2 separate regions of the Mus musculus genome follow, and region 2 is linked to region 1. The links are chromatin loops, found by intact Hi-C in ENCODE. Cell type or tissue: heart. All regions are shown on one strand. Links, peaks and the distances in the headings refer to the core of each region. The heading gives the core; the rest is flanking DNA. Region 1 holds the start of Vip (vasoactive intestinal polypeptide). Region 2 overlaps Syne1 (spectrin repeat containing, nuclear envelope 1).

Region 1 (13,015 bases), core at 2,302-10,301:
ATATATCATATTTTTCTAAATGAACCTGAAGACTAAATAGTTTATAGTTTTCATTTTTTAAATTGCAGTCCACCAAAATTGCTATAATTCCTAAATGAAATTTACCTTCATGTTTTCAGTCATCTGTATCAGCATGGACCATCCTCCTTATTTTTAAGACTGCAAGAGTGCCTACCTTACTATTATAATAACCCTTTGCAGATCTTAATATTTTTGTCCATTATAATTTGCCTTTGTACAAAAACAGACGGAGTTGCCTCCCTGCCAGATGGTGAAGTGGAAACCTGGTTATCTGACTTGGATCATGGGAGCTTTCTTTGTCGCCTCTGCCTGCCTCGAATCAGCAGTCAGCGATGTCCCTCACGTGGGCCCATCAATGTTCACTGTGGACCAACATCTGTAGTCACTCACCTCACAGCGACAGAGGAGCTGAGCCAACATCCTGCCTGCAAGATGCAGTTTCCTCCTTTCGACTCCTTGCTCCCGGAGAAGCAGAATGAAAGCGAGACACCATTGAAATTCCTAATGTAACAGCCTTTGTGTCTCTTTAAGGCATTCCACTTCTGAGCAATGGTGGTGAGGATGAATGCTCGTGACTTTTCTCACATCTGTGGCTAAATTCCCAGCAAATGCAACTGAAGGGAGGATGGGTACGTTTTGGCTCACCGTTTGAGAATATCCATCATGGCTGAGAAAGCGTAGCTCTCAGAATGGTCGGTGCCTTGTCACCTTGTGTCCACTGTAAGGAAGCAGAGAGAGATGAGATTGTGGACCAAGCTCTCCTACATCAACCAAGACAATCCATAACAATCACGATTCATCCCCCCCCCCCCCCCAAAGATGTGTACGCATGGTCTAAGAGCAACTCAATTTCTCAATCAAAGCTCTCTTCTCAGATCACTCTAAGTTACGTCAAGTTGACAGTTAAAGCTACCTGGACAGGAATGAATACACAAACCCTTCAGGTTGAGAAGAAAACCAGATTGGGTAAAGGAGAAACAGGACCACTTTGTATAAAAGCCTCAGTTGATGCCATAGGAAATTCTGGAACTGTGTAGGCTTTCCAGAGATGTCCCAAACTGAGAGAAGTTGGTTATGAGTCATACCCCCTATCGCCCCACCTGCTTGGGTAAGGAAGCTTGGCCTTGAACAAGTTGATTCTTATTTCCTAGATGAGTTAAACAATGCCAAGACAAGCCGCCAATACTCCAAACATAGGTACTGTAGCTATAAAGCAGTAGAAGGATCTAGGTAGTGTTTTACTGCAACCATGAATTCTGCCATTAGCATATGTAGTGATTTCTGAGCAATTTTCTAGAAGTCTAGAAAACCGTGAAAGGAAACCACAGGTTAAACATAGTCTCTAGTGTTGGAACTATCTTGCAATTTGCAATTCGGGCTAAAACTGTGCTCTATGCCTTCCTTTCCAGACTCCTATTAATTTGAGGCTACATAGCTGGCACACTCTGCTGCATACCCAGTAAAGAAGCAGACCATCATCCCTCAGGTGTCAGAGTCCCCTTATTTCACTCCTTTTTCAGGATGTGGCTACTAGATTCATCCACTTTCTAAACATGAGAAGAAAGGGAGAGCACCAGTAACAAGTGTGACTTAGCTACATGGAACACTTACAGTGCCCCCAGGGTCAAGAAAACTCCTTATCCTTATCGGGATCTTCAAGAGCAGCCCAGTTTTGCAGGAAGGGGGACCACAATTTTCCAATGAAGATTCCTCTCCCATGTGCCAGTTCGAGAGTTCAAGTATTCTATTTAATGGGCAGCATCTTCTGGTAGCTGCAGGAAAACAACAACAACAACAACAAAACCAAAACAAACAAACAAACAAACAAAACAAAACAAAAACTACCCCAGTGGTCAAGCAGCAATGTGGCCATATCCTCTCCCCCACAGCACCTACCATTTCTGTTGTTAGAGCATGCTCTCTGTTCAGTGGGTTGTTCACTAGCAGACTCCACGGCCAATTTAATCCTCGTGCAATGATGCCTACCCTTTTTGGATGCGGAGTTGCTATAATTTCTCAAAACAGTAGCATCTTAAGTTTTTTTTTTTTCCCCGCTAATTGAAAGCTGTGGGTTTTTGAGTTAGGATGAGGACATTGGTCTCCTAGACTAAAAGCTGCCATAAAATGATTCAGATACGGGATATTAGAATGGGGATTAAGACAAGATGGATTGATCAAATAACTACAGGGTGTGCTTCCTAGAAGTTCAGAGTATCTTTCCTGAGGGAGAAGCGACAGGAGCTGGGGAATATGCTGCTATGCTTGCCTTGGGTCTCTGTGCCTAGAGTTGACTCATGCCTGGCACGTTCCCCAGTCATGATCTCGTGTGGGGCTTCTGACAGCACACTGACCTTTCCTCTGGATATGTACCAGCACTGAATCCAGCCTCCTCTTCTAAAGGAACTCAGGCAACATCAAGGACTGGAATGGTATTCTCATTTATTTATGTTTCAACCACAGGCTTCAAAAATCAATTGCTCATCATTCTGACAGCTTCCTGTGAGCTAAAATGGCCTTTCTTTGTCCATGCATCTATGCAGAAGGCTTTGAAGATTTGTCTAAGGATGACATTGATGCCAATATTAGAGATTGGCTAGAATTGCCAAGATGGACCAGAACACATGGCTGGGAACACAGGGACAAGGGAAACCTATCCCAGGATGCAGCTCTGTGGCCAGGTTTCTGTCTCTTTTAAGCTAGGTTTGATACTACATGTGATTTAGAGTCCTGGGGGGTGGGGGGGGGGGGCTCCTCCTAGCTACTGCCAAGTAGCAGGATAAATATTCACAGCTTATGTAGCATTAAAGTATTTGTTCAAACTTCTGTTTCCACACAAAGTGTAATCCTATTATTCCTATTATTCATGTGCAAATCCAATCATTTTCAGATTTAAAGTTCTGCCATATACTGGTTTGCCTTCTCTCCCTTTCCTGTGTATTACTGAGTGTTTCTACTTGCCTTGCTGTGTCTTATGGAATCTAGATACAAAATGAAGCCATGCTGCCCTCTACTGTTCGGTCTCAAACTTAGTAGATGGTGTAGATGTCTACCATCTAGTCCTCACCCTGACCCTCAATTCTCACCATTTCCAAGGCATAGAGATGCCATGCCACCAGTTCTTCTGCTGTGCAGAATGGGTGCAATGGTACAGAGCCCATTCACCTGATCAGTAGATAGCATAAATTTCAAGCCAGCCACTAGACATCACTGTTTCTCATTTCACCCATCAGTAAACCTAGAAGAACCCTGGGTTAAAGACTGACTACTGAGAATGTGGGCTTGGAGTGGGAGGGAATATAGGACCAGTGACTGTGAAGGTAATCAAGTTTGCTTTTTAATTATAAGAAATATTTATTTGAATTATTATCCCCTCTTTAAACTCTCTCATCTTACAACTCTCTGAAGTTGTAATTTCTCTACCATTTCCTCTTCTCTCAAATCTACTTTCAGAAAAGTTTCTGTTAAACAACTTTAACAGCATATCTGTGACGCACAGAATTCATAGCACAGAAATTCTCATGTAATTTTAAAGCAGGGGGGTTCTGAAATGAATAATCTTTGTAGGAGTCCCGGCATCTCTGAGGAAGATGGGTAATGACGTTTTAGAGTCAGGGGAGAGGTTGTTTGCCATCATGCCCCTGAAATCACCATGTTTCCAGTTGCTTATGATTAATTAAGTTAGCTACTTTTCTCATCTCTGTGTCCAAATACCTAACAATAATCAACTTAAGGTTTACTCTGATTCACCATCCGTCATGAGAGTGAAAGCATAGTAACCTAATCACGAGACGGTTGAGCACATTTCATCTGCAGTCAGTAAGCAGAAGATAAATGCTGGTGCTCACCTTACACACCTTTGTCATGGGATGGTGTTGCCCACATGCAGGGTGGGTTTTCTCTCCTCAGTAAAACCTCCCTCAAAATATGCTCACAAATATACTAAAAGCGGTGCCTCAGAAAAGCCCCAACTACTTTCTTAGTGGATCAAGTTGACAATAAAAATGAGCCACCGCATTCATTAGGAAATGTTAGAACATGAAATTACTTCTAACAGCACAATTTCAAGAGAAAATTAACTGTTACTGTAACACTACTTTCACCAAATCACTAGCATAACAAGAATAGAAGAATTCTGAAAAGAAATTTGAATTGTCAAAGTTAAAAGAATTATAAGCAAAAAAGATTAGCTACTCAAATTTCTTTAGTTAGTTACTCAAACTTCAAACATAGGTAATCAAATTACACAGAGGGAAGGTTTATTTTTGGCTCATGATGCTGTGGATTTTAATCTCTAGTTGGTTGGGCCAGTGCTGTGGGGGCTTGTGATGGAAACGTAGATTACATGGACAAGATGCTGAGTAGCAGACATGAATGGGCTGGGAACCCACCGTCCTTTCTGGGACATGTCTCTAAGTCCAAACTTTCTAACTTGTATCTTAACACCCAGTGGTCAACCTTCTCTCCCTCCCCCTGAGCCCTCAGTCTCTGGTAATTGCCCTAATCAACTTCCATGCCATCAACTCTAGATCTCTCATGTGAGGTTATGTCCCTCTTGTCTTTCGGTGCCTTGCCTGTGTCATTTAACATAATAACCTACAGTTGTGTCCATGCTGTGGTAAATGCCAGGCAGACAACATCAGAAAGAAATCTCCTTGAATATCTTCACCATAAATGAATAATAAATATTTAAGGTTATAGGTTTGCCCTGACTTGAAGTTTAAACAGTGCATACACATGTCAAAACATTAGCTCACATGTTTGTCAAAACACCTTAATAATGCAGTAAAAAAGTAAAAGGAATTTCAAGTATATTCTTGCCATGTGGGTGCTGGGAGCTAAACTTTTTAACTGCTGAGTTAATTCTCCAGCCCCAAGAAGTTTTGTTCAATGAAAGATCAGAGGGATCACCAGGATTTGAAGGTTTCAAACTGTTTGTTGTAGTTCAAAAGAAGCCACAGCATGGATGTATATGACAAAGCATTTCCATGTTCCAATCAACAAAATAGGAAAATGGATGCTTAAATTTTATATAATTTTTATGTGTCCCAAATACATTTATGATTTTGATCTTCTAAAGATATAAATGTCCCTCTTAACTTACATATAAAAGGCAACTGGGTGTGTCTCCTTGGTCCTACATGTAGGCTTCACTGCTCCTGCCTCCTAGGGTGGCAATGATATAAGGTCTTCCAGCTGAGGTTGCGTGCAGGTGAATTATACAGACATAGGTATCACAGACACAGGCATACGCCACAGGGAGGCATTCATTCCCCCTAGTGACCATGTGTTCATTTAGCCCTTTGCAGGAAGAAAATAAAGGTGAACGTGGATTTCTGCCTTATCTTCAGAGTCACTTCCACATGACCTCCGTTTAGTTTACAGAGCTACAGTTCACCGGCATTGCTTTTGGTTCTTTTGACAATAAGTGGGAATGGAGATGCTGATATCTTTACAAGCTACGTGATTACCTGACGAGTTAGCACCAAGAGTGTTGGTGACAATTTCAAAATAGGGCTGGCCCTTTATGGAAAGACAGACCCTCAGGAAACTGGATTCCACTCTCATCGCCTTTAGTAAACATGGGAGGGATGGAAGAGCTACTGCAGACATCGCTTATTTATTTGGAGCAGGAATAGATTGCCTTTGCTATAGAGTTGGGTGAAGGTTTTCTATGCTGTGCTGAGCAGGCTTGCTTGCATAGGGAAAGCAGTTGAAGAGACTGTGGAAAGACGAAGTATTGAAAGGTAAGGAAGAGGCAGAGCTAAACAGTAAATATGGCTTTTTGTTTACTAGATTACTCATGACAAATTTCATATAGTCATTTTCCTTATGATAAACATAAGAAAAAAGAATCTATGTTAGCTGGTCAATGGATCTCTGGATTTCTCCCTATTTCTTTAAACAAACAAACAAAATACAGAAACATGGTCTTTTTGTTTGTTTGTTTGTTTTAAATCTGAGAGTTACGACTTTGAACTGCAGATGGTGCTGTGATTCTATGAGTTTATGTCCTGTTTAAATCTGTAGCAAGAACTGATTCTTTGATTTAGTCTATTTTCCTCGATAGGTAAAAATAAAATTAAATTCTCTTTATTATTTTGTTTTATCGTGATGATGGGAGAAACTGTTCTTATTGCCTCGTGCTTCCTTGGACCACTGATAAGAAGCCTTGATGTGATTTTGCGGCTTCTTCTCCTCCAGGATGGAGTTCTTCGTGATCCCTAACCTATTTATTTCCTGGTGCTTCTTTTCAATGAAGTTGTTTCACCGAGGGTTTTGGTGACAATGATCTCAGGATAAAAAAAGAAGATCCATATGAAAACTATTTTAACCTCTAGTTTGTAACAACTAGCTTAAAAAAAAAAAAAAAGATTTCCTGGAATTAAGCCACAGGAACTCTGGCTTAAGTCAGACCTGTCAGCTGGACAACAAAATTCCAGACATTTTGAAATTTAATTCATTTAATTTTTCTTGTAAATGGATTAGAAAATATGATTAAGCTCTAGCAAGATAATTCTCACTGCATTGGCCGGCCCTCAGTGCAACAAAGAGAGACTAAAATCTTAGAGGACAATAAAGTAAAGAAAATTGAGAGCTATATATCCCTAAGGATATACGTAATAAAACACACACACACACACACACACACACACACACCAGGACTTTTAAATGAATGGACATTGCCTTTGTTTTCCATGACACTCTTAGGATAGCTGCATTTTGACATTAAGTCCCAATTAAATGTATGTCAGGCTACTTTGAGGTTAAAATCAACAAAAAAAAATTAAGCATTCATCACAGTACTCTACAAAGGTCTTTTCCCTGATCCTTTGAAATCACATTTATGTAAAGCGACTGAGTTGGAGATTCTGAAGTAGGGTGAGTTTTGAGGGCAAACAAAGTGATTCAACATTATGCAAAGACATAAAATGAGGAGAATGCCTTTGAAGAGAAAGAGAGATTCAGTCCCTGGAGTATACAGTCTGATCATTATTTATTTTTGGAATATTTGATATAGTGGGCAAAGAGAAGGAGTGGGAATTATGATATTTTAAACAAAGTGTAGAAGAGTGCTAGTGCCATGGCTTACACAACAGCGTGTATACTATAGCATCTTAGACACATAATGGAACCCCTCTCCCCGAGGATTAGACTCAACATAAAAGAAGTGTAATAATAGAAAGATGCAAAATCATTTATGACTGCTTTTTAAATTAGAGTAGGTTTCTAGAAAACTTTAATTCAGATATGCATAAGCAGCATAAAGTTTTTTAAAAGGCATTAAAGCAATTGACACTTTGTAGAAACGAGGAATTATACTCTAAGCACAACACAAGTTTTCTGCATTTGTTCCTGAAGAAAGTCCTTATTTTCTAAGGTACTCCTAGGCCCTGTCTATAACATTATAATCATCTTCTAGTTCATCACAGCTAAGTAAAGATTAAAGCATTGCACATCCAGCTAAGTACTTTTCTTTTTTTAAAAAAGAGTTCATTTCCTCTCTCTTGAACTTGTTTGCTATAAATGTATATAAATCAGGCATGATGACAATTTAATAAGAACTTCAAGACCTGTTCATCCCATGGGATCACTACTGTGACGTCTTTCGGGGAGCCTTCTGATTGCTCAGCCCGAAGCACAAGCCCTATAAAATGAGAGACTTTGAGATGCTGGTCAGCTTGGACAGCAGAGCACTAGCCAGCTACAGCCAACCGTTCCCCAGGAACCGGGAACAGACTGGTGGAGCCTTCCCTAGAGCAGAACTTCAGCACCCTAGACAGCTGCCACGAAGCCGGAAAGGCAGCCCTGCCTGAAGGAAACAGCCAAGGGTAAGCAAAATCTTCCACTTCTTCCTCTCCTCTCTGTCACTGGGACTTTGAATAGGAGTTTGTGAAAATTTCTCTCTTAAAAAGAATTTTACAGTGTTCGTCTTTTTGCAATAGCCAAATACAATAATCATGACAAGTCACTGAATAAAGATAGAAATGCCTCAATTTCTCTCTTATGACCCCATCTGCTTAGAGGATTCTTAGTCCTGCTTAATCCTTCATTAAGTATTGCCTTTTAAAAAATAAAGTAAGACGAGTTTGCTTGTGGGGGGGGTTTTGAGCAAAGTGTTCAGCTTGATGCATTTGTTTTGGGGGTTTTCAATCTGCGTTTAAAGAGCTTTTCTTTCTGTTTCTAAACAGATCGAGCCTAGAAAGCACTCACTTTCTTTATCATTTAATTTTTAAGTGCTATGACTTTTGTAGGTACCAAGAGGTAAAACCCTTGAAGATCTCTGTGCTAGCTCGACAGTGTTTACAAATAGGACATGTGAATAGATCGAATGCAGGATGCATGGGCTCTACAGATAAAGGCATATAAATCGATTTCCTGGAAAAACTTGTTCCAGTGCCAAGTGACTCTGAGGGCATTAAGTTTTATCCTTGAATAAATTTGCTTGGGCCTTGGTTTAAAGAAATAACTTATCAGTGGTTTCTATAACAAATACAGAGAAAATAAGAATTTCAATGTAATATGTATACAAGATTTTTGCCTTAATGATACAAATCTATACTTTATATACATATATGTACTATGAACATGCAAACTCTAAAATACAATTGGCTAGAAGGAAAATTAATTAGGTAATACCCCAGTTTTACATCAATCAGATATTATAGCTTTAAGGGGGGAACCCAACAAATTCCTTGTGGCTGTTTCCTTCAACAGAAAAGACATTATGCTATGACGACTCTGTTATCAAAACACAGAGCCTAAAGTTATCTGCCTCCAGCACAACAGAAGCATGGCCCTGGATAGACACTAAAATTAATTGAGTGCCCGCAGAGGGAAAGACAAAAGGGAGCTGAGCCGGTGTTCAAATGCCTTTATCCTGGGGATGGATTCCATTTCCAAACCAGTGCTAGAAAACTAGCGTTATTTTACAAAGTAATCTTATGTCAGTAAGTCTGACTCTTTCCTGAAGAGAAATGACCATTTTCAACTTGGCAAGAGCCCCTGGTGGGGTTGCTAGACCCTCTGAAATGTTGCCAAGTGTGGCTGGGAGAGCCAGCATCCTTTCTCTTTTCAGAGGCACCGAGATGGAAGCCAGAAGCAAGCCTCAGTTCCTGGCATTCCTGATACTCTTCAGTGTGCTGTTCTCTCAGTCGCTGGCCTGGCCTCTCTTTGGACCACCTTCTGTAGTGAGGTAAGTTTCATTCTGGGAAAGTGTGCTTTCAATTCAGATAAGTAGGCAGGCATTCCTCTGCATCTAAATGAGATTTCCCACATGTTATTTTGGAGAGTGTTGCATTTCAAATCACATATTATTTATTTCAATATTTTGGTTGTAGTGTTGAGCAAATTCATTTCCAATGGGAAAAAAAAACTTATTCTGGACTCTGGAATTCACCTCCAGTACATAGAATACAACATCAGTGGCCAGTCTTGCGTACCAGATGGATCCCATTTCTAAACTAGTGTTAGGAAGCTAACAACTTCTTATTTTCATCTCAGGCCTGTTCTGTTTCCAGTAGAAAAACTTCATTTAAATTTATATTTAATAAAAATGATTATAATATTAGTACTTTGTCAATGAGATATATACACATGAAATTCTGTTGAACAGAAATCAGTCTTGGAAGAATCACCCTGCCAATAATAAGGACCATGAGGAAGGATGTATACAATCCTCATAGAATTCTCTATTTGAACCAAAAAATTCTTAGTTTTACTATTTGACATAAGAAAGTTTATACTTTACATGCATCAACTTAACCTAAAATAAGATAGACTTATGTTAATAGTCAACTCATACTTAAGCTTTCTAATCTACAGGATCACTATTATCTAAAGGTAGATCATCATGTCTTTGACTATTTGCCTGTTCTTATGTTCAGAAAAGTGAGTAGTCTCTCAGCACTAATGTTCTCCCTGAAATTGTATAACGTACTACCTCTTCCATATCATTTGACAACTAGAGTCCCAACGCCTGTATCTCAGCAGATGAACAAGTCACAGGAATGTTGGAATTCACAGTCTGTTCAGCATCAGGCCCATGGATGGCCACTTTTACTATCTGCTACATCATCTCCCAGAGATACCAAAGTGCCCTAGAACTGAAACCGTTTAGAAGTTTACCCCAATATTACACACACACACACACACACACACACACACACACACACACACACACACACACTTTTAATAGAGCAGTGGCATTAAAAATACACAAGCGTCAACAAGTAGGTTATATGCCATATATCATAAATGAAATTCCTATTTTGCAGTACAGCATCATATGTTTCTAATCAGCCTGTGCTCATACACACAGCATGAGGATCTAGAGGGAGTCCTTACATTCACTATATTAGAATAACCATTCTCAAATGTGCACATCTGTTGGGTTGATCAATAAAGAGAAATATACCATGAGATGTAAAGCTTTGTGACACACATTAGGGGACTAGAAAAAGACAAGCAGGTTGCACACTGCTTCCATCATGTATTTGGATAATGGATACTAAATGCCACCACTTCTATGAGTAAGTATCAGGTTTTGTGTTTAATATTTGCTTTTGGTATGTTTATATCTTGCATAAATTGTTCTACCTCTTAATGCTGCTTCACAAACGGACAGCATGACATACACCGGGACAGTGTTCTTTGCTTATAGCTTCACTAGAATTGAATTAAGTGGAAATTACGTTTGGTTTAGAAATCTTGGACAAGCTGAATGACATCATTTTTGTGAGCTCACACAAAATTACTACTTATATCCTCATTAAATGTGGAAGCCATAGAGTCAAATTCTCCTGTCCTTATCTTGCAAACAGATATGTTTCAATTGTTTGTTCTCTGGTTTCAAGTAGTTGCCAGACCATAAATACCACCTTCAAGAAAAAACTTTATTGCATGTCTAGTGGAATTTTTCTTTCCTTAGTAGGCTGGATGACAGGATGCCGTTTGAAGGAGCAGGTGACCCTGACCAAGTCTCTTTAAAAGCAGACTCTGACATCTTGCAGAATCCCTTAGCAGAAAATGGCACACCCTATTATGATGTGTCAAGGTAAGTTCACTCTTGTTTATCTTACTTAGGAAACATAGCTGAAAGACTAAATATTCTAGTTTTATCTTTTAAAGGGATAGCTTTTTAATGACACTTCTCAGTCTGGTTAATATCTCTAGCAACTCTTTCAGCTATCCATATGGATAGGTGGTAAAAAAGCAGGATAAAAATATAATTTATCTATATGTCTAAACATGTTATTTATCTTTATTTATGCTCTTTTGAGCATCATGCTCAGATTATTACACAAAGCCCAGATAAAATTTAAGCACTTAGCATTCCATGAGGGAACAGTTACAAAGGAAAGAGCCCCCATGATAAGAGTCAAGGGATCCAACAGTGCTGTCCACTCCTGCAACTGCTTGTCTAGAGTAGTGTTGCAGGACAGACCAAAGATGTCACACTGAAGACCAAGTATAAAAGGTTTCCCATGTACTTACAAAGTACACTAATAGACATAAGATCTTCTCTATTGTGACAGACTTGTTCTCCACCCCCCCCCCCACACACACATTACTTTGATAGAAAAGAGTAACAAAAGATATAGAATACTGGTGAGTTTGACCAATTAACACATTTTTTCATTGCACATATATTTTATTTAAGGCAACATAAAAGCTACCCAGATATGTAGAAACTATAAATGAATTTTAGTTCAATATTGATTAGAAAAATTAATTTGAAATATCCTACCATGGAACAAAAATAAAGTATATATCTAAACCGGCCCATTTTTTTCAAGGTGTGGGGCTAGAGACATACAGCTTACATCGTGCTCCAGGTGACTAGAGATCCCTTTTGCTATCGCATTAGGGATCTCCTTTTATGCTTAAATTTTCATGAGCAGATTTTTTTGCCATTGAAAAGCTAGGATGTCTCTACAAGAAACTGTTACCGGGAAATCACTGTCTTTGCTCCCTTGCTTTAGAAATGCCAGGCATGCTGATGGAGTTTTCACCAGCGATTACAGCAGACTTCTGGGTCAGATTTCTGCCAAAAAATACCTTGAGTCACTCATTGGCAAACGAATCAGGTAAAGAGTACTTGTTTTTTGTTTGTTTGCTTGCTTGTTTGTTTTTTAAACAAAGACTCCATCAAAAAGTTTTTTCTTTCGAGAATTTTATTTACCTTGTTCAAGGCTCACAACTCTTTGATAATGTTCTTTCTTTTTTAAGAAAAAATAATAATTCATGTCATTGAGGAAAACACATCAGACCCACCTAGGGTGAGATAGAGGTTTTGGTTTATTTACTGTAAATATATTTTTCTTAAGTAAGTAGTAAAAATTTACAAACTAGTCAAACCGAGCTAAACTCAGGGGGAAAAGATACAGACTCGGTCTTCTCCTTCTTGTTGATGTTTTACCATCATTTTTGATTGTGCTTTCTTTAGCAGCAGCATCTCGGAAGATCCTGTGCCAATCAAACGACACTCTGATGCCGTCTTCACAGATAACTACACCCGCCTCAGAAAGCAAATGGCTGTGAAGAAATACCTGAACTCCATCCTGAATGGAAAGAGGAGGTAGGGGAAAGGTAACTCGTTGGTGTGGAGACATAGATAACCCTCACATGTTGAGCTCTATTTGGACACTGTTCTATTTCTCCATCACCTTGTGTGCTTTTTGTCTGCTCCCTGTGAACTTCTTACTCATTCTCAATTTTGGCTGCTGTCAGGCTTCATCATACTTTTTAAAACACTGATACAGGAATGCCAGCCCAAAGCCACTAGAAAACAAAATTTCTGGGGACGCTGACCTGGAAACTCTACGGTTTAAAGGTTGCTTCATTTGAATTAACTGTCATCAGAGTTTAAAACAATGGCTATTTTCAATCAGGGAATGGTTTAATCAAGTGTTCACTTTTAAAATATACAAAGTGCAGTTATTGATTTTGTCATGCATATTTATACCCAACAACCCTGTCTTATCACGTTTATCCA
Region 2 (13,015 bases), core at 1,661-9,660, 320 kb before region 1:
GCTAATACACATCAGGACTGCCCAGCTATAAAGGTTCCGTTAGCAGTACCCAGAAGACACACTTCAGATTAATATTTACAGAACCTTGAAGGAAAAATAATTTTGACATCTGATATGTTCCCTCCCATTCTTTGCACCAATAGTTAATGTCCGGAAGGATCCCAAACCAAGAATCATTACTGAGCAAAGATACACATAAACTGATAGTTTTGAGTTGCAAAAGAATATTTAATAAAAGAGCCCCATCAGCTTGAAAAACAGACCTTACTGCTTTGTGAACACAGTTTCCAATGTCCTGAGCTCAGAAAGCGACTCACTGCCAGGCCTGGTGTTCTTTTACAGAAACAGCCAGGCAGTTAGAGAACTCCTCTGCTCGGCTACACTCATTTCAAGTATGGTGAGAAGAAAGGCCCAGCAGTAGGAAGGACAGGGTTACGTACTGGGTTGGTTCCAGCATACTGATTTACTACCTGGCATGTCACATGGTCCTTTCAGAGAGACTCAACCTAACCACACTGAAGGGCTTGAAGGACACAGGCAGTATTTTCTGCAGTTGTCAAAAAAGGCTGATTTGGTGACTTCCTGTCCTACTAAAAACCATGCTTCAGTATATACCACTGCGGCAGGCCCTAATCATGATGTCACTGTCTCTGTGGAGAAGGAAGGCACACAGCATTTCATGGCATGCCCAGTGTCTGCTGCAGATGTAACAGACACCACAAATCCAAAGGCTTAGTGCATGCATGATAAGTATTAATAAACTATGATGTCTTTGAGACATGGTCTTGCTATGTGGCTAAGCTAGCCTCAAATTTGTAACCATCTCTCTGTCTCAGCCTCCCAAGGGCTGTGATTATCGGCTTGGTCCACCATCACACCTGGCAAAGATGATAAATTTCAACCGTTCATTAATTTTGTTTTCAATAGAATTTATTGAAGTGTAAGCTTATTTACAGTTATGCTCTTAGAAATATATTTGTGTGTTTTGCCTGCTGTATGTGTGTGAGATGTATGCATGTCTAGTGCCCATTCAGGCTAGAGAGAAAGTACTCGGTCCCCAGGAACTGCAGGCACAAATGTTTGTGAGGTGTTATGTTGGTGCTGGGGATTGAACCCAGGTCCTCTATAAGAGCAGCAGGTACTCTTAGCCATGGAGCCATAGCTCCAGGTCATACAATTCATTTTTTAAAAATATTTAATTTACCTTTAAAATTGTGTGTATGTCTATACATATGTGTTTGTGTTGTGTGCACAAACATGTGCTGTGTGTGCATATGTGCTTATGTTTATATTTGTGTAAGTGCACATAATTGCAGGTGCCTGTGGGGGTCAGAAGCATTGCATCCTCCTGGAGGTACACATTGCTGTGAACTTACCAACATGGGTGCTGGGAATTGATCTTAGGTCTCTGCAAGAGCAAGGTTCACTCTTACCACTAAGCATGGTCCCAGCCATTCAACTGGGTTGCTTATTATTATTATTATTATTATTATTATTATTATTATATTTTATGGTATGGGTTTTTGTCTGCATATAGGTCTGTCTGCACACCATGAGCGTGTATGGTTCCTGTAGAGGCCAGAAGAGGGGGATCAGTTCCCCTGGAACTGTTACAGAAAATTGTAGGCCACCATGTGGATAATGGAAATTGAACCCAGGTTCTCTGGAAGAGCAGCCAATGCTTTTTAGCGGCAAGCCAACTCACAATTTCTTTTAAAAAATGATTGTGTTTAATGTTGACATATGCAATTCCTAACAATTACTTTTTATGAGCCTGCCACATGATTCCAGTACAGATCACTATATGAGCTGTAAAATTAATTTTACCATCAGCAATAGCAACTATGTATTCACATGTGTATGTGCAAGGGCATATGTGCAGATCTATGTACCTGTGTATAAAGGCCAGAGGTCAACAATGAGTATTTTGCTCAGTTGTTCTCCATCTTATATAGAGAGGCAGGGTCTCGCACTTACACCTAGAGTTTATTGATCTGGCCAGTCTGACTAGCCAGCATGCTCTCAGGTTCCCCAGCCAGCCACTGATTCTTGGAGATAAGATTATAGGCAGACCAACATATTCACAGGCCTTTATGAGAGGTCTGAGGATTTAAGATCAGGGCCTCAGCAAATACTTTACCTGTCATAAACACCATGACCAAAAGCAACATGGAGAGGAAAGGACTTATTTAGCTTATGCTCCTATGTCAGAGTCCATCACTGAGGGAAGTCAAGGCAGGAACGCAAGCAGAAGAGGCAAGAAGCATGGATGAAGGATGCTCACTGGCTTGCTCCCCACAGCCTGCTCATACAGAGCCACCAGTGCAGGTGTAGCTCCTTCTACCTAAATCATCAATCAAGAGATGCTGCAGATGCCAATCTGGTGGAAGCAATTCCTCATTTGAGGGTCTCTCTTCCCAGCTGACTCAGTGTGTATCAGATCACCAAAACACTAGCCATGAATAAATTTCAAAACCAATGCAATACATGGGGTTGAAAATTGTTTAAAATAAATAAGCCAGGTCAATTTTAAAAGGTCAGGCAATTGTGGCTTTCCCCTATTTCCATAAATAGAGGATAACATGGTGCCAAACATAACCATGGCACAATGTAAGTTCTCAGTAAAAGATGTGTGTGTGTGTTTTTTTTTTCTGAATGAAGAACACTATGCACAAAAAGTTACAATCATTTTCTATTTGGGTTTCACAAAGGAAGGTACCATATTATCAGAATAACTGGACAGTTTATGGACTTTTTTTTTTCTAATGTTTGAAGTTCCTTGGTACATGTTGAATGAAAAATGTCCTCCCAAGTTTACACATTGGAAGACTTGGTGACCATTTGGTGGCACTGTTTGGAAAGGACATGGGAGCTTTATGAGGATGCCTTGTCAGAGGAAATACCTTAGTGGGGTTGGTTTATACTCTAGTCATGCTTTCAGGTTTCTCTGTCTAGTTGCTGTGTAAACAAGAAGTGTGGTTGGCTCACCTCCCACCTCCTGCCACTATGCTGCCTCTGCTATGATGGACCGTATTCTTGGAACCATGAGCCTAAATAAGCCCTTTCCCTCCAAGATGATTTCTGTCTGCATATTTAATCACAGCAACAGAAAGGTCACTAATACCAGTCCCAAGTAAGAAACCATTTTTAAAATGAATGAACTAGAGCCTTATTGGTGTTTTAGATCAACAGCGGAAGTAAGGTGACTTTTGTCTTATTTGTGTCTTTGGAAAGTAGAATGGGAAGGGAATAGGGACGCCACAAGAAAACCAACAGAATCACCTAACCTGGACCCTTGAGGGTTCCCAGAGACTGAACCACTAACAAAAGAGAAATTATGGTCTGGACCACCCCCCCCCCACACACACACACATATGTAGCAGATGAACAGCTTGGTCTTTATGTGGGTTCCCCAACATAAAGGGAATGGAAGCTGGCCCTGAATCTACTGCATGATAGTAGATCCTGTTCCTCTAACTGAACTGCCTCAGTGAGAGAATTCACCTAGTCCTGCAGTGACTTAGTATGTCAGGATAGGGTGATAACCCAGAAGGACTCCGCCTTCCCATGGGAGAAGGGGATATGGGCAGGGGGTAAGCCATGTGAGGGGAGACTGGGGGGAGGGCTGTTATCCGGATGTAAAGTGAGTCAATAAATACATTTTAAAAAATTAAAATTAATAAATTTTTAAAAAGCGGAATGGACCTAGAAATACCCATTTTTCCTCATTCTGTGAAATGATATGTCCCAGCCACTACATGGACACGTAGTCAGTTACCTCCAGTTCTTTCAGGAGCTCTTCAGCTCTGAGACTGTTGTTTAGGTTGCTGATGTTTTCTGCCAGCTTTGGGAGAGAGCTGTTGGACCATCCTTCGATCTCATCTTTCCTTGAAAGGACATCATCCCAGATGGACAGGCTCACTCTCAGCATGTCCATGTTTTCCTCAATTCTTTCTGAAACCTGGGAAAGAAAATAGGAGCCAGGTCATCAATCTGAGGTTTCCGGACCCCCAGTCCCCTACAAATGCTTTCTTGATAAGATGAATTATATTTTGACAGACGACATTTTAAAATAATTATTGTACATTAATTCGTTTGCCTTGAATGCTATCACATAGACTGTATCCATTGACGACAGGGTTGTTTGCATTCTGAGACATTCACTTTTCATTTGCAAGGGTACTTCAGAATGCACAGACACGTCACATGCACTACATAAGTCTATGGGAGCTGGGCGGTAGTGGCGCACACCTTTAATCCCAGCACTTGCGAGGCAGAGGCAGGCAGATTTCTGAGTTCGAGGCCAGCCTGGTCTACAAAGTGAGTTCCAGGACAGCCAGGGCTACACAGAGAAACCCTGTCTTGAACCCCCCCCCCCCAAAAAAAAAGAGTCTATGGGAACTAGGGCTCTAGGGCTCTGCAGGGTGACATTATATCTATTTTCTTTCTTTTTTTTTTTTTAAACTTATTTTATGTGTCTGGGTGTTTTGCCTGCCTGTATGTGTATGATCACACATGTATAGTGCCTGCAGAGGTCAGAACATGGGATCAGATCCCCTGGGTCTAAGGTTACAGACAGCTGTGAGCTGCTGTGTGGTTGCTAGGGATCAAATCTGGGCCTTCCTCAAGAGCAGCCAAGACTCTTGGGCCATCCCCCCAGCCCTGTACTGATTTTCAAAGCCCCACTCTATGTAGCTGATCTTTGCTACTTTGTAGCTCTTTCTTGCACCCTTCTCTCCTCTTTTTCCACCCTCTCAACCTCCCTTACACTAGATAGGAAAGAAAAAGGAAGATTGAGGTGAGAGACAAAAGTGAAGAGATCCCTGAATCTAATTTCTTTCCTTTGTATTTCTTCTTCAACCACGACTACCATCAAAGTGTAACCAACCCTGACTCTCAGGGCCCTAGCATTTTTACACCCTCTGAAAAGTTCCCAGAATTCCAAATGTCACACAATCCTAGAAACTATCTGCAGCTGGCAAAACCACGCCTCTGCTAGAGCATGAGGCAAATCACAGTCAGCTGCCGAAGACAGTCAGAAGCTGCCCCATATCTCATACCTGGTGTTAAAACCAAAGCACATTCTTATAATGTTTCTGTTTGTTTTTAAGACAAAATTCCAGAATTCTCAAAAATGTCATTACAACTATATGTAGTTTTATTTATAATGCTGTAATATATGGACGGGCATTAATTAGATTTCCACATTATCTTTGATATTAAAAAAAATAGCAACTGGCCATGAGGCTGATGAATGCTGGTGTCAAAACCAAAAGCCATGCCTTCAAACTACGAGACCGATGCTCTTTGTTGCAAAGCTACAGCCTCGATACTGCAAATCGCTATTTATTGTGATTTAGTTTTCTATCAGTTATGAATAAATTATCCAATTTTTATCCATAACTCCAGCATTTTGAGAAGGGAAACATTCTACGTTGAATTTGTCATGCTTACAGTTATTAAATGGAACTCCAGAAATCTGTAGGTTTTGTCAGACTAACTCATGTAGCTTCTTACTACCTCCAACTGCTATGTGAACATGACTTTTCCTCACTTTGGAGTTGATTCTAAAAAGTCCAAGTGGAGTTCTGTTCTTTGGTTAATCCTCTACGGGTTTGACTGAGGAACCTGTGTGCAAGCCACTCACGGACACCAGGGGGCGCTCTTACATCCAGCCACTTGTCCAGGGTGCTCTCCATGTCTGTCTTGACCAGGCTGAAATCGCCGCTGTGGATTTTTTTCAGCTCAGATAACAAGTGTTTACCTTTGCTGGTAAAACTATCCAACTCTTTCTGTTTAGAATTCATTTCATTCCTGGAAGTTTCATGCTGCGGACAAAAATGTTTCCTTAATTAGTGAAACAGTTAGTGATAAGGATTTAAAAACATTTGCCTCTAAGACGTAATTTGTTTGGCTTTAGGCAGAAATGAATAATTGTATATGCATACACACATATATATGTATGCATATGCATATGATGTATATGTGCATATAACACACCTTTACATATACACATACAAAGGCATATGTATATGTATGTATCATTTTCTTGAATTAAAACAATTTTAGGATATTCATATTTAAAAAAAGTTGAACTGTTAACAGGAATTATCTGCATCTAAATGTAGAAGCAGGAACTACTGTGCAGAAGAGCAAACATGTGAGCAAACACACTAGACCATTACATAAATTTTACCTTGGAAAACGCCCACTTAAGGTCCCCCTGGTCCTTTATGGTAGCTCTCATCACAACGACATTGCTTGCATCTTCCAGAACGTTACACACTGTTGACTTCAAGCTCTGATATTCTCTTACTAAGTCAATGAGTCCACAGCACTGGCCCTGGCTGTAATGATTAAAGAAAATATCTCACTTCTCAAGCACCTGGATAGGAGTGAGTTTCCTTGGATTAGACCTAATATATCATAGCACAAATGTGTTCAGAAACAGGTGTGGATACCAACCATGGACGCCATACTCCTGTTAGTTAATACTGCTTAATTTAAATCCAGTCTGCTCTCCAACTCAGTCTTACATGAGTCACCTAAATATTTCAAATTTTAAAATGTTTTTTCATGCTCCTCTCTCTCTGTCATAAGGTGGGGTGAAAGAAACCAATAACAGATAAAACCAAACAATATTTGGTGACGTGGTTAAGTTAAAAACCTGTTAAAAAGTCATGATACAAGCCATTCCCAATTTTGTTTCAAAGGCCTTTGTGTGTGATGTGATGAGGTCTGAGGGTCCCTTCTTTAAATGTGTGCAAATGAGTGTCCAGATATCCCAGCATCCTTCATGGAAGAGAACCTCTCCACTGAGGTGCTTTGCAACATTGTCAAAAGTGCAGTGACTGTGAGTAAGTGACTTATCTTTTTGTCTTATTGGCTCTCCTGCTCTATTTAATTATTCTTGAGCTTAAACAGTTGGTGATCCGGGTAAGGGAAGTCTTACAGTTCCATTTTAAAAATTAAAAAAGAAGAAGATAGCTATGTGTTCCTGTTTGTATGTGTATGCGCACATATATATGTGCAGGCCTGTGAAGGCCAGATGCCAGCACCACATACTCTCCCAATCCATCTCTGCACTGTTTTTCAGATCAGACTTTGTCACTGAACCCAGAGATTGCCATTTCAATGAATCTGGCTGTCAAGCAAGCTTCGGTAATCTCCCTGCTTCCCCTCCCAGTGCTGAGATTACAGACAGACAGACCTTCTGTTTTCTGTGGGAGCTGACTGCAGACCCCCACACACCCTCTGTTTTCTGTGGGTGCTGACTGCAGACCCCCACACACCCTCTGTTTTCTGTGGGTGCTGACTGCAGACCTACACGCACCCTCTGTTTTCTGTGGGTGCTGACTGCAGACCTACACGCACCCTCTGTTTTCTGTGGGTGCTGACTGCAGACCCCCACACACCCTCTGTTTTCTGTGGGTGCTGACTGCAGACCTACACGCACCCTCTGTTTTCTGTGGGTGCTGGCCTGGTACTTTTGATTCAGGTCTTCATACTTGGATACACAACACTCTTCCCACTGAGCTATCTTCCCAGATCTACCTTTTCACAAAATTACTGACTACTTTAGGCTATTTTTTTTAACATATAAAATTTAGAATCATCAATTCCATATAAAATTAAGTAGAGATTCTGTTTGGGATTGCACAGTTATAAGAAAACCCTCAACAACAACAATTTAAAAAACTAGCCAATTTCTGAGAGGTAGTAGTACACCCCTTAGTGTCAACCCTCTGGAGGCAGAGACAGGGGGATATCTGTGAGTTTGAGGCCAGCCTGGTCTGTGGATGGAGTTCCAGGACAGCCAGGACTACATAGAGAAACTCTGTCTCAAAGCAAACTAAACGAAACAAAAAACTAACCAATTTCAGTAAGTATTTCATTAAAGAATATATATGTATGTATGTATACATATATATATTCATTAACCACCAGGCAAATACAAGTTAAAAACCCGAACAACCTCTATGTGTCTGTAAGAGGTGACAAATCAATCAATCAATCAATCAATCACAGTAGTAAGAATAGAAAACTACGCATATGTCCTGGAGATCTCCTGCCTGGTGTGGATACTTTGTTGAAATTCCTTGTCAGTTTCTTAAGCATATGCTCACCAAGCAGCTTCACTTAGGTTAAAACAACCAAGAATGAGACACCCATAGATATTCAAGATGTGATGATTTACACTGGAAATGCATCATGTGACCATCAACAAGTGACTATATTGTCTGTGGTATAGCCAATGGAATTTGCAGCTGCATATTTAAAAACTGAACTATTCACACATGATGTAGGGAAAGAGATGAAAGGACAGATGTAAAGTGGACCAAGGGTTGCAAGGACAGTTCCTGGCATTTGAGAGAGAGAGACAGAGAAAGAGAGAAAGAGAGGGAGAGAAAGACAGACAGACAGAGACAGACAGAGACAGATAGAGACAGAGACAGAGCGATGAGGGATGAGACATGAGGGGGATTTCTATTGTTAGAAGTGACACTATGAAACTCAATAGCTGAGTCCACCAAATGCATTTGCCAGAGAATTCCATAGGGACAAAAAGGCCACAAACAGATTGGGAAAGGATCTTTACGAATCCTTTATCTGATAGGGGACTAATATACAATATATACAAAGAGCTCAAGAGGCTGGACTCCAGAAATTCAAATAACCCCATGAAAATAATGGGGTTCAGAGCTAAACAAAGAATTCTCACCTGAGGAATACTGAATGGCTGAGAAGCACCTGAAAAAAGTGTTCAAGATCCTTAATCATCAGGGAAATGCAAATCAAAACAACCCTGAGATTCCACCTCACACCAGTCAGAATGGCTAAGATCAAAAATTCAGGTGACAGCAGATGCTGGCGAGGATGTGGAGAAAGAGGAACACTCCTCCATTGCTGGTGGGATTGCAAGCTTGTACAACCACTCTGGAAGTCAGTCTGGAGGTTCCTCAGAAAATTGGACATAATACTACTCCTGGGCATATACCCAGAAGAAGTCCCAACTGGTAATAAGAACACATGCTCCACTATGTTTATAGCAGCCTTATTTATAATAACCAGAAGCTGGAAAGAACCCAGATTTCCCTCAACAGAAGAATGGATACAGAAAATGTGGTACATTTACACAATGGAGTACTAGTCAGCTATTAAAAACAATGGATTTATGAAATTCTTGGACAAATGGATGTATCTGGAAGATATCATCTTTAGTGAGGTAACACAATCACAAAAGAAGTCATTACATATGCACTCACTGATAAGTGGATATTAGCCCAGAAACATAGAACACCCACAATACAATTTGCAAAACACAAGAAAGTCAAGAAGAGGGAAGACCAATGGGTGGATACTTCATTCCTCCTTAGAATAGGGAACAAAATATCCATAAAAGGAGTTACAGAGACAAAGTTTGGAGCTAAGATGAAAGGATGGACTATCCAGAGACTACCCCACTCGAGGATCCATCCCATAATCAGCCACCAAACCCAGACACTATTGCATATGCCAGAAAAATTTTGCTGAAGGGACCCTGCTATAGCTGTCTCTTGTGAGGCTATGCCAGTGCCTGGCAAATACAGAATCGGATGCTCACAGTCATCTATAAGATGGAACACAGGGCCCCCAATGGAGAAGCTAAAGAAAGCATCCAAGGAGCTAAAGGGGTCTGCAATCCTATAGGTGGAACAACAATATGAACTAACCAGTACCCCCAGAGCTCGTATCTCTAGCTGCATATGTAGCAGAAGATAGCCTAGTTGGCCATCACTGGGAAGAGAGGCCCCTTGGTATTGCAAACTTTATATGCCCAGTACAGGGGAATGCCAGGGCCAAGAAGTGGGAGTGGGTGGGGAGGGGAGCAGGGCAGAGGGAGGGTATAGGGAACTTTCGGGATAGCATTTTAAATGTATATAAAGAAAACATCTAATAAAAAATAAATTAAAATAAAAAATAAAAAAAAAGAATGAAGTGTCCTAAGTTTTCTGGACACAGGCCTGGTTTGAATATAAACTGTGGAATACAGGATGCACTGTACAGGAAAAAAAAAGAAATTAAAATATAATGAACTCAATTACCAGTAATATAACAAAAGAAGTAAAGTTTAAAATTCTAATAGCAGCATCTTGCAGTGGCTGGTAATAATCGCTTTTAGGCACTCTTGTTTTGATAATTTGTTTTAAACATTAACTTCACACGTGTTGGCCATAGTAAGAGAAGAACTTTAACACATTTCTGAAGAACTGAAAGTTTTGATGTTCCTAGCAGGAGCTGGAACACCTACACCTATGGTGATTTAAAAAACAAACAAACAAAAAAAGCCATCTGGCTGTTGATCACACGTTAAGAAAGCAACAGGCAATTCGCAGCAGCAGCATAAATTGAGGAGGAAACTTTGAAAGCAGAATCAAGAGGCTTCCAACTCACTTTTCATGAATTTGTCTTCTAGTGTCGTCCCAGGTTGCCTCTAAGCCATTTATCTCCCTATCCACTTCAGGTGCAAATGCAACGTCCTTCTGGGCAATCTGTTTTGCTTTGTCTTTCAGCCAGCAGAGCTCGTGCTCATGCGAGTTTAGCTCATCCTCCAGCTGGTTGAACACTCTCAACCTGTCAAGTGAAAGGCAGCTTTAGTGGCAATATCCTGAAGCTGCCGTGGACCAGTACTTCCTCCTCTAGCTCCATGAGATCAGAAGGCACACATTCACACCACCAGGGGAACTTCCGACACGACAATCAAACTAATATGTATCAAGTGACAAAGAGGTTTTTCAAAGTCATTTCATAAAATGACTGTATCTCAGAAGATATTGAAAATCACCCTTACTTTGTTTTAACCTCTCACTGAAATTTTATCTTGTCTTCTTTGGAGTACAGGAGTTTTCAAAGAAGGCTAATGCTATGTAGTTGAATTCTTTTTTTTTTTTTTCTTTCTGCATTATCATAGAAAAATCTTTCTAAGCTCTGGGATGTGTGTGTGTGTGTGTGTGTGTGTGTGTGTGTGTGTGTTACACACTTTAGCACCACAGTTGTTTCATTTAAAATCAACAGGGCTCTACCAAAGCTTTATGAAAAAACCAAATTACCCCCTTTAATAAAACATTACTATGAAAAAGCAATCCTGATTTTACATCCCCTAATATATGCATCTGTGCATGTATAATATGTGGCCAGAATTCATGCATCCTGACGCTGTGTTGTAGAGGGCACACGTGTACGCGTGTACTCTATGCCCTCGCCCACTGTTTCCCAAAGTGGCTTGGGCAGAGGTTTCCATTCTCCACACCTTGCAAACGTAGGTACGAAGTGCTTACGGAAGTACAGGGAGATTTTCATATAGCCAAGATTGGGTAAGCCCAGAAATGCTTTGTAATGGACCAGAGAAGCCAACAGGGCTCTGGAGCCCAACTTGGGCAGCAGCTTGAGAATACCCACCCCGGATCTGCACACACACACACACACACACACAGAGAGAGAGAGAGAGAGAGAGAGAGAGAGAGAGAGAGAGAGAGAGAGCAGAGAGAACACCAAGCTGCCCACATAGAGCACCATTAAAGCTTTGCAGGAAAGTGAATTTTAGAACGAGCATCAGATTCCAGCATCCATCAAGTTTCTGACCTATGCTGCAGAGCCTGGCGGGTGGGCACTTTTAACCGCTCCCTGTCCATCCTCTCTTCAATATCCTCAATGCTTCTCAGCAGCTCTTCTTTCTGCTCCCGGAACGCTTCTTTCAGTGCCACCAGGGCATCTGCCTCACTCTGCTTGGTTCCCAGAAGGTTCTGGATTCTCTCTACTTCTAGAGACAGCTGGTCGGTGGTGGCTCTGCAGGAGGTCCTTTCCTCGGGGCTCGCACTTTTCAGGTGGCATTGGGCTTTGGTCAGGGTACCATCAAGACTGATGGCACTGGATTCTAATGTTTTCACATCTTGAATGGCACTGTGAAGGTCCGTTTTGAGCGAGTCAGACTGCTTCTTACTCATGCTTTTGGTGGCTTCTACTGTTTGTCTGAGCTGATAGAGAAGAGTAGACATGCAGGCATGGCTCTGCAGGAATTCTGCTAGCTGTGCCAGAGCCAGCTTCCGCCTCTCCACTACCTGGCTGGCTTCTTCAAAGAGCTGGAAGCAGTCATCCACCTTGCTCTGCAGTGGGTGAAGGTCCTGGGCTCTGCCCAGACTCCTCAACTGTGACAAGTGACCTTGAAGATGCGTTATCTCTCCTCTTTTCTTCTCTATTTCTGCAGCATGGTCCTGGAAGGGAAAAGAGTCCTTGAATATCAGATACACCTACAGCTATCACAGAGGGTGATAAACCAAAGTGTTTGCTTTCACACTGTAGATAGTACAGTCAATCGATAGCCTAGCATTTAGTTTAGTTAGTTAGTTAGTTAGTTAGTTGTATTTCCCTGGATGTGTGTACTTATCCATGTGTGCCTTAGCATGCATGTGTGCATACACAAATGTGAAAGCTAGAGGTCAGCATGAAGGATGTCTCCTTCAAGTGCTCTCCTCGTCATGGTCAATGAACTTTAAGGTGTCTGATTTGGTGAGACAGGCTGGCTAACATAACCCGGGGATCAACTTATCACCTGGAGCTAGGGTTAAGAACACATACTAACTACCATGTCTGAGTGTTTGACATGATGCTGGAGACCAAACTCTGGCCCTTGTGCTTGAGTGACATTTTACTGACTGAACCCTTTCCTCAGCTTGTAGCTTAGTCATTAGAAGTCATCCACAGATGCTAGAGAGAGGGCTCAGTGGTTTAAAGTGGCTCGTGCCCTTCTGAAGGCTCACAGTCACCTGTGGCTTCATCTCCAGTAGATCCCGTGCTCTTTTCCAGCTTCTGTGGGCAATTGAATTCGCATGTATAAACTCACATGTATGCATATATGCATAATTAAAAATAAGTATCTTTAAGTTATCTGTAGTAAAGAAGCTTTTGCAAACATTCATAAGCATTTCCATGTTGCTCATCTATGTGTGCCACAACAAAAACAACTCTGACTTGATTA

The links. Hi-C counts contacts between places; a loop is a spot of excess contacts. Peaks named below come from ENCODE experiments on the same cell type or tissue, not always from the same donor. Only the 100,000 strongest peaks of a DNase experiment are listed, where the experiment ranks them.
Region 2: a loop joins it to region 1, with 14 times the contacts of the local background. A loop is called at or near these places in 6 of 42 quality-filtered maps.

What each region holds. Positions count from the first base shown.
Region 1 is chr10:5,631,521-5,644,535 of GRCm38, forward strand. It overlaps Vip (vasoactive intestinal polypeptide), which reads left to right and starts at 7,698. Exons shown (of 7, transcript NM_011702.3): 1 at 7,698-7,850; 2 at 9,098-9,214; 3 at 10,949-11,074; 4 at 12,003-12,107; 5 at 12,467-12,598. The coding sequence starts at 9,108. In heart, for the core only: CTCF peaks have their summits at 3,042 (motif pointing left) and 5,998; no DNase peak of the experiment used is centred there.
Region 2 is chr10:5,312,147-5,325,161 of GRCm38, forward strand. It overlaps Syne1 (spectrin repeat containing, nuclear envelope 1), which reads right to left. Exons shown (of 146, transcript NM_001347711.1): 40 at 11,623-12,251; 41 at 10,435-10,614; 42 at 6,197-6,347; 43 at 5,670-5,828; 44 at 3,779-3,961. Among named protein-coding and RNA genes, the nearest start is that of Gm51757, 8.2 kb to the right of the region's middle. In heart, for the core only: no CTCF peak of the experiment used is centred there; no DNase peak of the experiment used is centred there.